Linked DNA regions of Homo sapiens: all the other regions are linked to region 2. Evidence: chromatin contacts called from ENCODE Hi-C or POLR2A ChIA-PET data. All regions are on one chromosome and are shown on one strand. Each heading gives the region's core, a stretch centred on a gene start or an enhancer-like site at or near the end of the contact. The rest is flanking DNA. Distances are from core to core; before and after follow the strand shown.

Evidence for each region. A loop is a pair of places that touch in the nucleus more often than their neighbours do. ChIA-PET counts read pairs that join two places held with the same protein, here RNA polymerase II (POLR2A). Pooled maps may share reads with other maps.
Region 1: a loop to region 2 is called in a map of PC-3, with 5 times the contacts of the local background. The contact joins the enhancer-like site here to the promoter of TMEM126B in region 2. A Hi-C loop is called at or near these places in 1 of 168 maps with a recorded cell type or tissue (PC-3) and 3 of 50 pooled maps. POLR2A ChIA-PET finds 5 or more read pairs at or near these places in 1 of 52 experiments (MCF 10A).
Region 3: a pooled map shows a loop between it and region 2 (8-fold over the local background). The contact joins the promoter of FZD4 here to the promoter of TMEM126B in region 2. A Hi-C loop is called at or near these places in 1 of 37 single-sample maps with no recorded cell type and 4 of 50 pooled maps. POLR2A ChIA-PET finds 5 or more read pairs at or near these places in 1 of 52 experiments (PC-9).

Annotation. Positions count from the first base shown.
Region 1 is chr11:86,914,655-86,919,081 of GRCh38, forward strand. The region is part of intron 2 of PRSS23-AS1 (PRSS23 antisense RNA 1); the gene reads right to left. It also overlaps a transcript of PRSS23 not described here. Among named protein-coding and RNA genes, the nearest start is that of PRSS23-AS1, 22 kb to the right of the region's middle. Within about 2 kb of position 1,802, at least 9 of the 41 ENCODE cell types and tissues checked have a DNase peak (open chromatin) inside an H3K27ac peak, as active enhancers do; they include PC-3, where a contact is called at or near this core.
Region 2 is chr11:85,627,343-85,632,010 of GRCh38, forward strand. It overlaps TMEM126B (transmembrane protein 126B), which reads left to right and starts at 1,251. Exons shown (of 5, transcript NM_018480.7): 1 at 1,251-1,346; 2 at 4,345-4,466. The coding sequence starts at 1,266. DLG2 (discs large MAGUK scaffold protein 2) reads right to left here and starts at 2. Exons shown (of 28, transcript NM_001142699.3): 1 at 1-2. RefSeq lists enhancers at 48-556, 429-588, 669-718, 859-1,048, 1,299-1,348 and 1 more.
Region 3 is chr11:86,953,456-86,957,549 of GRCh38, forward strand. It overlaps FZD4 (frizzled class receptor 4), which reads right to left and starts at 1,940. Exons shown (of 2, transcript NM_012193.4): 1 at 1,346-1,940. The coding sequence starts at 1,630. FZD4-DT (FZD4 divergent transcript) reads left to right here and starts at 2,166. Exons shown (of 3, transcript NR_038905.1): 1 at 2,166-2,257. RefSeq lists silencers at 1,618-1,667, 1,798-2,167, 2,518-2,667.

The DNA of each region.
Region 1 (4,427 bases), core at 552-3,051, 1.3 Mb after region 2:
AAAAGGATTATAATGTGGCAGAACCTTTTTTCCCCTTTTTAGTTGACATGTAATCATTGCACATATAAAAACTTTCAATAATTCTGATTTGAATGTGTTAAGTTTCAAAACATCTGAGTGGGTGTCAATTAAACTGTTCCAAGTCTGGAATTTAGAAGAGAGTTTTAAGCCTTATACATTTTTTAAAAGTTTAATATCCTGTTTAGAATGTACTGAGTTGCTGAGAGCATCTCAGATTTTGAAAAAGTTTCAGAATATAAATGGGAATACAAATGGGGCACAAATAACCACGAGGGCTTTAGTGAGTGTATCAGGATTCAGTTTTACAGCATAGAGACGTGATTAACCTCATAGCCTGCCTTTCTGGGAACAGCTGAGAAGGAAGGAGGACCAGAGCACATGGCACAGCAGTTGGGAACCATCAATCGCATCAGTCCAGCTGCCTGGGAACTTTAAAATGGAGAGCGTTTAATTGGAAAACCCGAATTTTACTAAGAGGCCAGGGGATTCATGGGAACATGAAAGGAGTGAGACTAGGATTAAGTTTTTTGAGCAAAGGAGAGTAGAAGAAAACTCTTACATCACAAGTAATGATGTTCTGGTAAGACAGAAAACTCAGGGTGGGTTAGGGAGCACCAGGCACACCCAGAGTGTGGCAATAGGTAGTGTTGGCTCAGGAGTTAAAGAGACTTAGGTGTAAAGCCTGGCTTTGAACTTGGGACAGTTTTTTATCCTCTTTGAATTCTAGTTCCTTCATTTATAAAACAGTAATAATACAGTAATAATGTCTACTCTGGAGGCTTATAAGGAAATGAGATAATGTAAGAAAAGAGGCCGGTGATGTCACTCAATAAGGCAAATATCTGCTTAGAGTCGTAATAATAATATATATTATATATATAAAACTAATATATAATGTATATAAGTAATATATATATAACATATAATTATATATAATACATATTTAGCCACTGTGCCTGGCTAAAGTGGTAATAATATAGTAACTGAAAGATAGAAAATTTAAATGTCCAACAATAGATTGACCAACTAAATTATAGAGCAACTGTATAATGAAATATTATATTTGTAATTATATTTGAAAGAGCATAATGGGTCAGGTGTGGTGGCTCATGCCTGTAATCCCAGCGCTTTGGGAGAGACTAAGGCAGGTGGATCACTTGAGGCCAGGAGTTCAAGACCAGCCTGCCCAACATGGTGAAACCCTGTCTCTACTAAAAAAATACAAAAAAGTTAGCCAGGCATGGTGGCACACACCTGTAATCCCAGCTACTCAGGAAGCTGAGGGACAAGAATTGCTTGAACTCAGGAAGCAGAGGTTACAGTGAGCCGAGATCACACCACTGCATTCCAGCCTGGGTGACAGAGCAGGACTCTGTCTCAAAACAAAACAAAACAAAACAAAGTGCATAATATATAAGGAAGTATTTGTCATATAAAGTTATATGACCAGACCAGAATAAATAATGCATACAAATATAATATTTAAAAAGAAAGTTTATACATCAAAATGTTAAAGTGATTGTAGTTTAGACTGAGAGATTTTGGTTTTCTTTTTACAAAAAAAACCCATAAACACGAATTTTGGTAGCTTTCTGAGTTTTCTATGATGAGAATTGCTTTTATAAGAATATGGAATTTTAATTGGAGATAATAAATAGTGAATGTTTTCATGTCACTGGTGTTACCCTTATCAGTGTATTGTTCTTATTTGCTGTTCCCCAAATCCACCTCTGGCTTTACCCCTGGGAAAATGGCAACAATCCAGCAGAAACCAAATCTGTGGACCTAGAGGAATTAAAAGGATTTTTCTTCATTTACTTTGGGTGGTTTTGTCTGGCTGGGTGTGCCTCATACTGACAGGAAGTGTGTGTCACCAGAAAAGAATTTAATTCTTTGCAGCAAAAAGATGGTTAGTGGAAAGAGAGAAAAACACTCATGAGTGCTTCTCACAGATTCGGCTTCATTGTGTCAAACTGGCTCCCCTTCCCAGTTGGACCCACCCAGAGAAGAGGTGCCCCCACTCAGAATCCACACTGTTCCAACAGACCAGGAATGTGTAGGGGCCTCCCAGTCCACCAAGAGGCCAGCTTGTTTGACCCCCGGTGTATAAACCTGGCTTTGCCTCTTGAAAGAGTAACCACCCCTCTCTGTGCCTCAGTTTCTCAACTGTAAAACTTATACGTCTGCCACCCCCACTAAAAAGTGAGTCCCTGTGAGCACAAGGACAGAGCTTTATACCTTTCTGTATCCGTACAGCTTAGCCCAGCACCGAGGCTCAGTTCATGTCCATTGAATAAAATGACAAAGTTGTTTTAAGTGGCTTTTTAAATGTGCCATCCAATGTTTGCAATTAAATTTGTGGAGCCGGGCGCGGTCGCTCACGCCTGTAATCCCAGCACTTTGGGAGGCCAAGGCGGGCAGATCACGTGAGGTCAGGAGTTCAAGACCAGCCTGACCAACATGGCAAAACCCCATCTCTACTAAAAATACAAAATGACCCAGGCGTGGTGGCACAAGCCTGTAATCCCAGCTACTCGGGAGACTGAGGTAGGAGAATCGCTTGAACCCGGGAGACGGAGGGTGCAGTGAGCTGAGATTGTGCCATTGCACTCCAGCCTGGGCGACAGAGTGAGACTCCGTCTCAATCAATCAATGAATTTGTGATCGTGGGCCTCTGGTGTAATATTTCTGGGGAAAAAAATTAAGGCAAACATAGGGAAATGTTAAGATCTGATAAGTCTGTATGGTAGACACATGAATGGATCTAACTAATATCCATATTAATCACTGATTTTCAGTTTCCTTGTCCACAAAATAATATCTACTTCATTGAGACTTTTGTGTCTTGAACAAGAAGTGTTAGGTCAAGTGCTTAGCACATTTGTGTCCTAACTCTTTTCTTGCAGCAAGAGGAATGAAAGGTAGCTCTCATTACTTGATTTTTTAATTCTAATGCTTAAAATCGGACTATCTGATTTGTAGGATCTGACCACAGTCATCCTGGCTATCATCCCACAGTGGCTGTGTCCCATAGTGACATAGATATTTCAATGGAGAAAAGATTGGACCACATTAGGGCAGATGATTGATCTCAGCCAATATCTCACCCAGTATTGGAAGCCTTCCACAGTAATGTATGAAAGTATAATTGATTGCCTATTCATTTACCAAACACCACATGCTGGGCATTGCACCAAGCACAGGAAATTAATAGATGCGAAGACCTAATTCCCTGGCCACAAAAAATTCACTGTGTAGTAGCAGAGACAGAGGCAGAAACAAATTATTTCAATAGAATTCAGTATATGCTAGATTATTAGCCCAAAGGAAGAAGTAAAACATTTACCCACACTTAGCAATCACATTTAGCTATTTCATTTTTAGTAATGAGGCCTATAGCTCTCACATACCTTTGAATTTTAGAAAATGTTAAGACGACTCTTTTTGCTGAAAATAAAAAGATATCACCTTCACAAAGGATGAGCTCATTTACGTAGGAAATAAAATAAAGCTATTGTGTCAGTATATACAGAAATGAATGTAAATGCAGAGATGAAGCTTGGGCAGGGAACACACCATTGCCAAAGTGCTTATTGGGAGAGAGGAGAAGGTAATAGGAGGGTGGTGAGAAGGTTGTTCCCTTGTTTCCCATATATTTCTGTATTATTTGAAGATTTTAAATCAAAGATGTATTCATATATTGTTTATGTTATAATTGCATTATTGTCTATGTACAGAAAGAAAGAAAGAAGTCTTCTCCCAGATATCCACATCTGCTTCAGATCTTTGTTCAAATGTCACTTTCTGAATATCCTATTTTTAAATTGCCACCTCACCACCATTAAAATCCCCATCCCCTTCTCTGTCTTCATAGCATTTACCACAATCTGACATCCTATATATTTTACTTTTTTACAAAATATTATTGTCTGTCTCTCCCAGACAATTAGAATGTAGGCTCTGTGAGAGCTGAGATTAGTGTGTGCCAGCTTTACAGCTGTAAACCCAGGGCCGAGGACATATACCAGGTGTTCCACAGGCCAACAGCCTGAATGTATACAGCATTATGCTAACAGCAGTTATTTCTGAATGGAGAGACTACAGATGTCTTTTATTTTCTTCATTCTGCTACTTGGTATCTGAATTTTTGTAATGAGCGCATATTAATTATATTACCTAAGAAAACAACAAAGCTCTTTGAATTTATTATTATTTTAATAACCTGGGAACTAAGAAAGAGGCTCCAGTAGAAGCCACCATGGAAGGAGTAAGGGCCTAGTGGGAGTCAGGCCAAAGAGCATAGGCGAAATCTCCTGAGATACTTGGTGGAGTAAAGTTAGTTGGAATTAAAAAACCAACTAACTTATGACTCCTCCACTGCCTCGCAGTTTCCAGACATCCGCAAA
Region 2 (4,668 bases), core at 1-2,500:
TTGAAAAAAAAGGAAAGCAATCCCTTGGCATGGAGACATTAAAGTGACAGTGCTACTCAATGGGCACTTGATGCAGGATGAGTTGGCGAAGCAGATTTCTTCACACTGGAGTCATTCACATCATGCCATCTCTTCGCATTCAAGCAGCTCCCTATCCGGCGAGGAAAAACACTGAGACTTCGAGAGAAGCCAAACCTTCCCCCAAAGGTGTTTTCAGAGACGCCGTAGTAGTATTAGACATGTAAGCATAAGCTATGTAAACGGTCCGCGATTTCCTAAATGAGAAAGTGCAGCTGCTTGGCTTTCACATCCACCTTTTCTCTCAATCTCTCTTCAAACTACCCACCTTCCTTTTGCAGAAAAGACAAGACATTTCTTTGCCACCGCTGGCCACCCCTGCCCAAGCCCCGTTCTTTTAGGGAAGAGCACTGAAATGTCCTGCACCCTCCACGCGATGAAGTGTTTCCTCAGGCAGGAGCAACAGCAGCACTAGAAATTATATAACTCTCGAATTTGGCTTCTGTAAGACATGGAGACTGGAGGGTCGGGGGTTGCCGGTCTGGGAGATACTGCTGGGCATTTAACGTGCACAAAACAGCGCCAGGCCTTGCAGTGCCCCCCACCCCGAGACACGGCTGACAAGTGGGTCTTCTCGCGGGGGTAGTGGGCAAATTTCTCTCCGGTCTCTTTCCAAGCGGGGCTAAAGGATGCAAATTGAGGGGACTACAGACTGGGGAGAGGAGTCAGACGGCTGAGAGGAGAGGAGGCTAGTCGGGGCTGCTCTGACGGCGCTGGGCGGCTGGTCCGGGGTTTGGAGGAGGAGGTGCCCGAGAAACAGAGCTTTAACACCACACAGGCCAGGGCAAAGGGGCGAGTTCCCTCAAGGACTGAAAGGGGCAGGCAGCTAGTTCCCAGCTGCCCTGAGGAGAGGCAGGAGCGCAGTAACATTACAACATTCGGGCCGCCCCATCTTTCCCGCAGGACGCGAAGAGATCAGGGAGCTAAGCTGATAAATAGTCAGGGAAGGAAATACTCGGCTGGCGAGGGGGGCAGGCCCACAGGCGCCTGGACCTCCTCTAAGCGAATAAGTGGCCGTAATTTCTAGACGCCGCGCCCAATCACAGTCAGGATGGAGGGCGCGGCTTTTGACTGAGTGGGGGCGGGCCCGGGCTGCAATCGAGAGGCGTTGAGCCGTAAATCAGCACCACTTCCCGCCCAGGGCGTTCTGGGTCCCCGCCCACCGGCAAGTCACATGAGCCACCAAAATGGTGGTGTTCGGGTATGAGGCTGGGACTAAGCCAAGGGATTCAGGTGTGGTGCCGGTGGGAACTGAGGAAGCGCCCAAGGTAGGCGGAAATCCGAAGTGGTATGGGGGGTGATTTCTGCACCTTCAAAGTGTTGGCAGACTCTTCTAAGATGATACCTTTAAAGGAGATTTGAAAAGTTAAAACAGCTCCCAAGTCCATGCAAGGAGCAGTCGATTAAGTCTCCAGTTGCTGTGGAAAGAGGCGGAGAGAACGTAGATGACCTAAATTCTAGTCCTCATTATCTGCAGTTTGTTTTCTCTTGTCTCCAGGCCTTTGCACAGGCTTTTTCTTCAACTTGGAGTATTTCCCTGCTTCTATCCGTCCCAACTCCCCTGCCAAACTGTTCTCTTTCGGTTATTGATTTAAATGTCACTTCTTCCGGGAAGCCTTCCCACGCTTCCTCTGGCTAGATTGTTTGCTTTTTCTTAGGTTGTTGGGTTTTTCGTTTATGTCACTCTCTCATTCTGTGTTTAAATTGCCAGCTTTTTTGTTCTGAACTCCCACTGCGTTGTGGATTCCTGAGGATGGGATGACTGTATCTTGATTACCCGGAGGTCTGGCATATACCACGTGCTCCCTAAATTATGAGCGAATGTTGAATAAAATTCTAAAGGTGAAATTTATTATTAGGTGAAAAATTTATTATTAGGTAAAATAATACACATGAAAGCACTACAAAACCGTTAGATGATTTGCAAACTATAAACCTACATAAATGCACTCTTACTGGTATAAGCGTGGTGACTAGTTGAGTGGCCTTAAGGGGGAAGGGGTGTAATGAAAGCACTGGAGTCTTTGACAGTGCCTTGCAAAGCTTAAGCACTCAAATATTTCCTGTGTTCTTTCCAGTATTTCAGTATTTGCTGTCCTGTAATCATAATCCTGGGTGTCTGTTTTCCCTATAGAGACTTTAGGGTGTAGACTAGGTAGGAGATTAGTAGAAGATATTGCCTGGAAGTTTGTTTTGTTTTTTGTTTTTGGTGGAAGGTGGAGGATTTCAATGAATTGGATGAGAGCAAAACAAAAATTTATCTATGGTTTATGGTTACTCATGTTATTGACGTCTGCCAAGACAGCAGATGTCTTAGTACAATAGATGGGTTAGGTATAGAATCTCCCTTAGATGTTACTATCCCTTATACTTTCCATTTGGGTGTCAGGGAGAGGGAAAAGATGTAAGTCTAGTCACTGAAAAATTGTAATTTGTAAAATATTTTACCTTTTTTTCCCCCTGCCCTCTCCAGAAATGTTACAGAAAAAGATTGAGTACATTTCTGCCATGATGCAGAGAAAGAAACTGGTCCATTATTACTCATTGTGTAACACCATAAGAAGGTTCAAAGGAGCTCATACCTTCTGTATGTTGATGCCAGGAACTGTGTATAATGAACTGGCCTTCTATAGTTAGGATTGGTACATACCGCTCATTCAGCAAATGAGTATTACAGTGATATTCAACATGTGTCCATTGACTACAGCATCAGAAGCACTAAGTGCTATTAAAATGCAGATTCTAGGCCTCATCCTACTCCTGCTGAATCCAGGTATCTCAGGAGGGAATTCATGAGACTGCATTTCAAATAAATACCCCATGTGATTCTTGTGCATGCTGAAGGTTGAGAACCACTGATTTATTAAGTATCTTGTGTGTTCATTATGCTTTATCCCCTCTAATCCTCTTGTCTAGGACTCCTTAAATTTGAGATTTAGTATTTCCCTTTAATATAAACATTAAAATTGAGATTAGTGTAAATTTGTAAAGAGACTATTTAGCTAATCTGGAGGAAAAAGAGTAAAAAGCACTGAATTTAGCAGCAATAGACCTTCCACTTGGCTGCTGTAGTAGGTAAACATTTGCAACCACGTGTTTGGATTTAACAAATGTTATTAAGACTTTTCACAGAGACTCTAGAGTCTTGCCCAGAGCAAAACATTCAGAAACGATCCTCTCTGAGAGTGCAGGGTTTGTTTTTTTGTTGTTGTTGTTTTGTTTTGTTTTTTAACCTGTCTAGTTTCTGTTAAGATGCTACTGGCCAGGTCTTCATGGTCCCTTGACATTGGCAGCTGTCTGTTCATCACACTTGGGACACAAGAACCTTCCGACCAAGGAGCCCAGTGCCATGGGTCTCTGGGGCCGGGCACGGTGGCTCACGCCTTTAATCCCAGCACTTTGGGAGGCTGAGGCAGGTGGATCACCTGAGGTCAGGAGTTCGAGACCAGCCTGGCTATCATAGTGCAATCCTGCCTCTACTAAAAATACAAAAATTAGCCGGGTGTGGTGGCAGGTATGGGTCTCTGCTATACCACATGACCATTTCTAGCAAAGGCTCTGCTTCCACCACAGGTGGTAATAGGGAACTGGATATATAATTTATGTACTCCAAAGTAGTAGCCACAATCCACTGCCTGTTCCCTTCCTGGAGCAGTGTCCCTCTTTCTGATTTTTCTCTCTCACTATTCTCCAAGGCAATCCCTGCTCTCTCCTACCTCTCTAGGAAATGAAACACGATTTCCAAAATGAACTTAATCTTTCATGAGAAACTGAGGATAGAGATGTCAATAAGCAGCCACTGTTTCCACCTCCCCACCTGAAGAGCTAGGAGGACAACTACAAAGAGCCTGACTGCCTTCTCGGAATGAGGAGAGAGGAAAACAGCAACAGTATCAGTATGTTAGCCTTCTACACTAAATCTCAAGCAAGCCAACCTTTCAGACCTTCAGTTTGCTCATATGTATAGAAATAATCATTATACTACCAATTTCTCAAGTTAGTGTGTAAATCAGAAAGCCAATGTCTGTATTGTAGGATGTTTAGCAAGAAAATAAAAAATAATAACAAAAAGCCAATGTCTAACAGATAATAAGAGCTCAGTAAATGTTGATTGAATTACTAACAAAGTATGTGAAAGCAGACGACACAGTACCTGGCACACTACTAAACTGTAAATGTTTTCAAATCTGAATCTGTAGAATTCTGTAAGGTTTTATGTAATATGAATATCATTAGCTATTATGGCTCTGGAATTTTTTTTTCCAGGTTTTCAAGATGGCAGCATCTATGCATGGTCAGCCCAGTCCTTCTCTAGAAGATGCAAAACTCAGAAGACCAATGGTCATAGAAATCATAGAAAAAAATTTTGACTATCTTAGAAAAGAAATGTAAGAGAAATGCCCAGGCTGAAAATCAGTCATTTTATTTGCAAGTCTTTTGTATTGCCATTGTTTCTAAGATCCTATTCTTTCTTACCTTTTCTGTTATCTAAGATCCTATTCTTTGAGTTGGCTATGAAGAACACATCTTTAAAAAAAAGAATGGGGGAAACAAGAACAGATGAAAATGGTGGTTTGTTGGAATATTTCG
Region 3 (4,094 bases), core at 690-3,189, 1.3 Mb after region 2:
CAAAGGGATATTTTAGCAGCAACAGGTCTAATCCCCACCATCTTTCCAAAACCACAAACCAAGTTTTAAAATGACCTATGTAAAAACATGCACCTAGTAAGTAAGCTGTATGTCTGTTTATTATCTCTCAGAAGTTACAGCCAGAACCACAGATTTCTTTTCTTTTCTTTTTTTTTTTGATACGGAGTTTCGCTCCTGTGGCCCAGGCTAGAGTGCAATGGTGCAATCCCCGCTCACTGCAACCTCTGCCTCCTGGGTTCAAGCGATTCTCCTGCCTCAGCCTCCTGAGTAGCTGGGATTACAGGCGCACGCCACCACGCCCGGCTAATTTTTGTACTTTTAGTAGAGACAGGATTTCGCCATGTTGGTCAGGCTGGTCTCGAACTCCTAACCTCGTGAGCCACCTGCCTCGGCCTCCCAAAGTGCTGGGATTACAGGCGTGAGCCACTGCGCCCGGCCAGAAACCAGATTTCTGAAGCCTGGACAACTAACGTCTACTTTTTCCCACAACTTCTCTCTTTTCTAAATTTCTAAAAATCACCCAGCCTCACCAACCCAAACATAACCAATGTTAACACTTTAAAAATTTTCCTGTCAGTCTTTTATTATCCCAATAAATTTTTTATTTTGCAGGATTATAATCACCCTGTATATGCAAATTCTTATTACTGTGGAATAAACATTTTCTCTATCATTAGATATGCTTTACATTTTTTAATGACTGCAAAAAAATTTCTTCCAATATACCAACCACCTTCCTGCAGCTTCTTCTCACCCTCCAAGCATTAAACGTGCCTTCAACTGTGAGGATAAGAAAGAACTCAAGCCAACCCAACCACTCCTTCATGCATGACCTCTAAAACGCTGCGGGACGTCGTGAGAAGGGGCTATTCAGCAGAAAAAGGTGCAGTAGTGTTTCATTTAATAACACCCCAAAAATAGTGGGGAGAAGGAAGTTCGGTGAAGGATGGTCTCCTTATCACTCCCTCCAAGTCTTAGCTGCAGCTGGCTCCCTCCCACTCGCCCACCGAGCAGTGGCGGCCAGAATCCTTGGCAGAGATAACCCTCAGCTCCACTGGGGTTAGGGGTCTGGGCCAGACATGGGTGGGCAAGAGAGAAAAACGGAAGGGCGGGGTGTAAGAGTGGGTTCTTTCCCAGGCCAGATGACTTACACAACGTTTTGGCTTCCAGTCCCTGAGAAAGTGGGGGTGGGGATGGAAATCACTTTTCCAGGAGAGCTGTCTCCTTCGGGCTAGGATGATCAACTTGGCATGGGCTCTGCAAAGTTAGTTTGGAGCGTCCCTCCCCAAGGGGTCCCGCCAGGGGTGGGGGTGGGGGCGCCCACCTGCAGCTGGCTGGAGCAGCCGTACTGGATGAGCGGTGTGAAAGTTGTCAGCTGCAGCTCGGCGTCCGTCTGCAGCTCGTGCCCAACCAGGTTGGGCATCTTGGTCACGTTGTAGCCGAGGTTCTGGCACATGGAGATGCGGATGGGGTCGCAGCGCCGCTCTTCCTCGTCCCCGAAGCCCCGCGCCGGCCCCAGGAGCAGCAGCAACTGCAGGAGCAACCCCAGACTGAGACCGACGCCCCCGGGCGCCCCCGGGACGCTCGGCCCTGCGCCCCGCCAGGCCATGGCCAGCATCGGGGGTAGCAGCGGCAGCGGCTGGGGCTGCTCTGGCAGACACCCCCAGTTTGCACGGGGGCGCCGGCTGCCCGCGCTGCTCCCAGCTCCCGGGACGGGAGTGTGATGCGGCGACGAGGGGGCAGCGGCCGGCTCTCCAGCAGCTGCGCGCGACTGTGTGGGATTTTAGACGTCCCGGGCCGAGGCCGAGGGACAGGCTGCGAGGGTCATGGCTGCAGGCGGCGAGCCCACAAGCCGGCGCCGGCCGCGTCCGTTCGGCGTCTCCGCGAGGCCAGCCAGCAGCCAGCGCTGCGCAGCTCTCACCGCCGGAGCCCTGCGCGGCGCTGGAGGCTCGCGGCGCGGCGGCGGGGCGGGACGGACAGCGGGCCTCTCCAATGGCCGGGCGCGGTGGGCAGCTAGGGGCGAGGCGGCGGGGCGGGGCCGCTCTCCCGCAGGAGGAGTCAGGCCCCCGCCCTCCGGCCCCCTCCTCCGGCCGCCCCTCCCTCCCTCCCTCCCCTAGCGCCCCGCCCCGCCCGCCTCCCGGCTCTTGCTTTCCTCCCACCCGGATCTAGGCGCGCAGGGGCCAAGCAGGGACGCAGCCCAGTGGCTCCAGCCACGCCGTCCTGCCCCCTTCTGCAGGTGAGAAGTGCGCCCTGTTCCATCTGCCCCCTTTCCTTCCTGTCTCCTTTCAGCTGTAACCTAGGCCGGTGGCCACCTCCCCGTCAGGCAGAGAAACGTACACAAAGAATTGGGGATTTGGATTTACACCGATTGTGGCTTTCAGTCCCGGTTGTGTGACCTTGAGCAAATTGCTCAACCCCTCGGCGTCAGTCTCCTCTGTAAAGTCACTTGGGAGGATTAGAGATAAAGTGTAGAAGGCTTAGCATGGTGCCTGGTACTGCGTGAGTCCACAGCTATTTTCACTCCGGACCAGCGGCGATCGGGGCCCGGCCTCTCCCCGCCCCCAGACTCGCCCGACCTGCGCAGGGAGCCGCCCACCTCCAGCCGCCAGCGGGGAGGCGCCCCAGAGCTGCGGAGCTGCAGACCCGCCGACGGTCTCGCGCTCTGATTTCCTCACCGTATGAAATGAAATTCCACAGGGGGATTCGAAAGGAAATGAGACCGGGACTCTCCGTGCTTCTCGGCCCGCCGCCCTTCCTGTCTCGGGGACACGGTTTCTAAATAAGGTTGGGAGGGTGAGAGGGCGGGAGGGGAGAGGCTTGACCTGTGCACTGGGGACGAGGAAGGCGCACAACCACCGTGACTCCTCTCTCCCGGCCTCCCGGGCACCCCCTCCCCACCAGGCTGCACCCCTTTTTTTCTTTGCTTCTGCTTCGGCTCCTAGGGATCTGGGGATCATGTGACCCAGGTTTGAACCCAACTTTCCTGTCTCATTACCAGCCCCCCGCGGCTTTGTGCTGGTCCACCCTCTCTCTGCTTTCCAGTCGGCCAGTAAACTCCCAGCAGGTGGATTCCTCCACCGTTTACTTGTTGCTTGACTGTGTTGAAGCTATGGTGCCTCTCTGAGCCTCAAAGTGGCCGGCTGTAAAGTGGGGAAGTTCATATCCACCTCACACAGTTGTTCTAAGAGTTCAGTGAGATAATACCTGTAAATCATTTAGCAGTGTCTGACACATAATAAATGCTGAAGAACTTGGTGATTGGGGTGTGTGTGTGTGTGTGTGTGTGTGTGTGTGTGTGTGTATGTGTTTCCAAAACAGCTAGGGGAGATCAATTATGGGACAGCCTCCTGCTTTCCAGCCTGGTGCTAAAGACAGCTCCAGCAGCCCCGGAATGAGGATCTGGGTAAAAGGCTTTTCACCCTCTTCCTGAGATCTTTTTGTCCAACACTTGCCACTGTTTTATGCATGTTTTTATCCTCCCATTTCAGCCAATTCTGTGGCATATGGCAGAGGCTAGATGCAAGTTGGAAGAATGTCTGTGCCACTCATGTGACACTCATATTCTGTCTTGTATTTTTAGTCTTCTTATATTGGCAACGAGACTTGACTGAGGGCAAAAATGGAATCAACTTTTTTTTGGTATTTGGCTCTGTGCCTAGAACTGTGTTGGACACGGAGAAGCTGCATTGTCTCCAGTCATCATCATAAACTCCCAGTGAAGGAGGTTCCGTTAGCTCCTTATAGAGATTAGGAAACTGAGGCTAGAACCACAGTAATAGAAAATGACAAGACCAACCAAACCAGGGCCCAGAAGAGGCTCTTCAAAGATGGAAGGCAGGGCTATTTTCCCAGAAAAAATTCCCAGCTGGAAATCAATGTACTCAGCAATAGGATTGAATCTCTGTGTGCCTGTGCTGAGTAATGCATAAAACCCTTGGCCTACAGAGATGAATAAACGATCAGATGTAGAGATCAAATGATCTATTAATCATTTGGGTTACAGAGATGAATATATAATCAGATGAACAGATCAAATGAATAGATAATCCTCATCCTTTAGGATCTCACAGGAG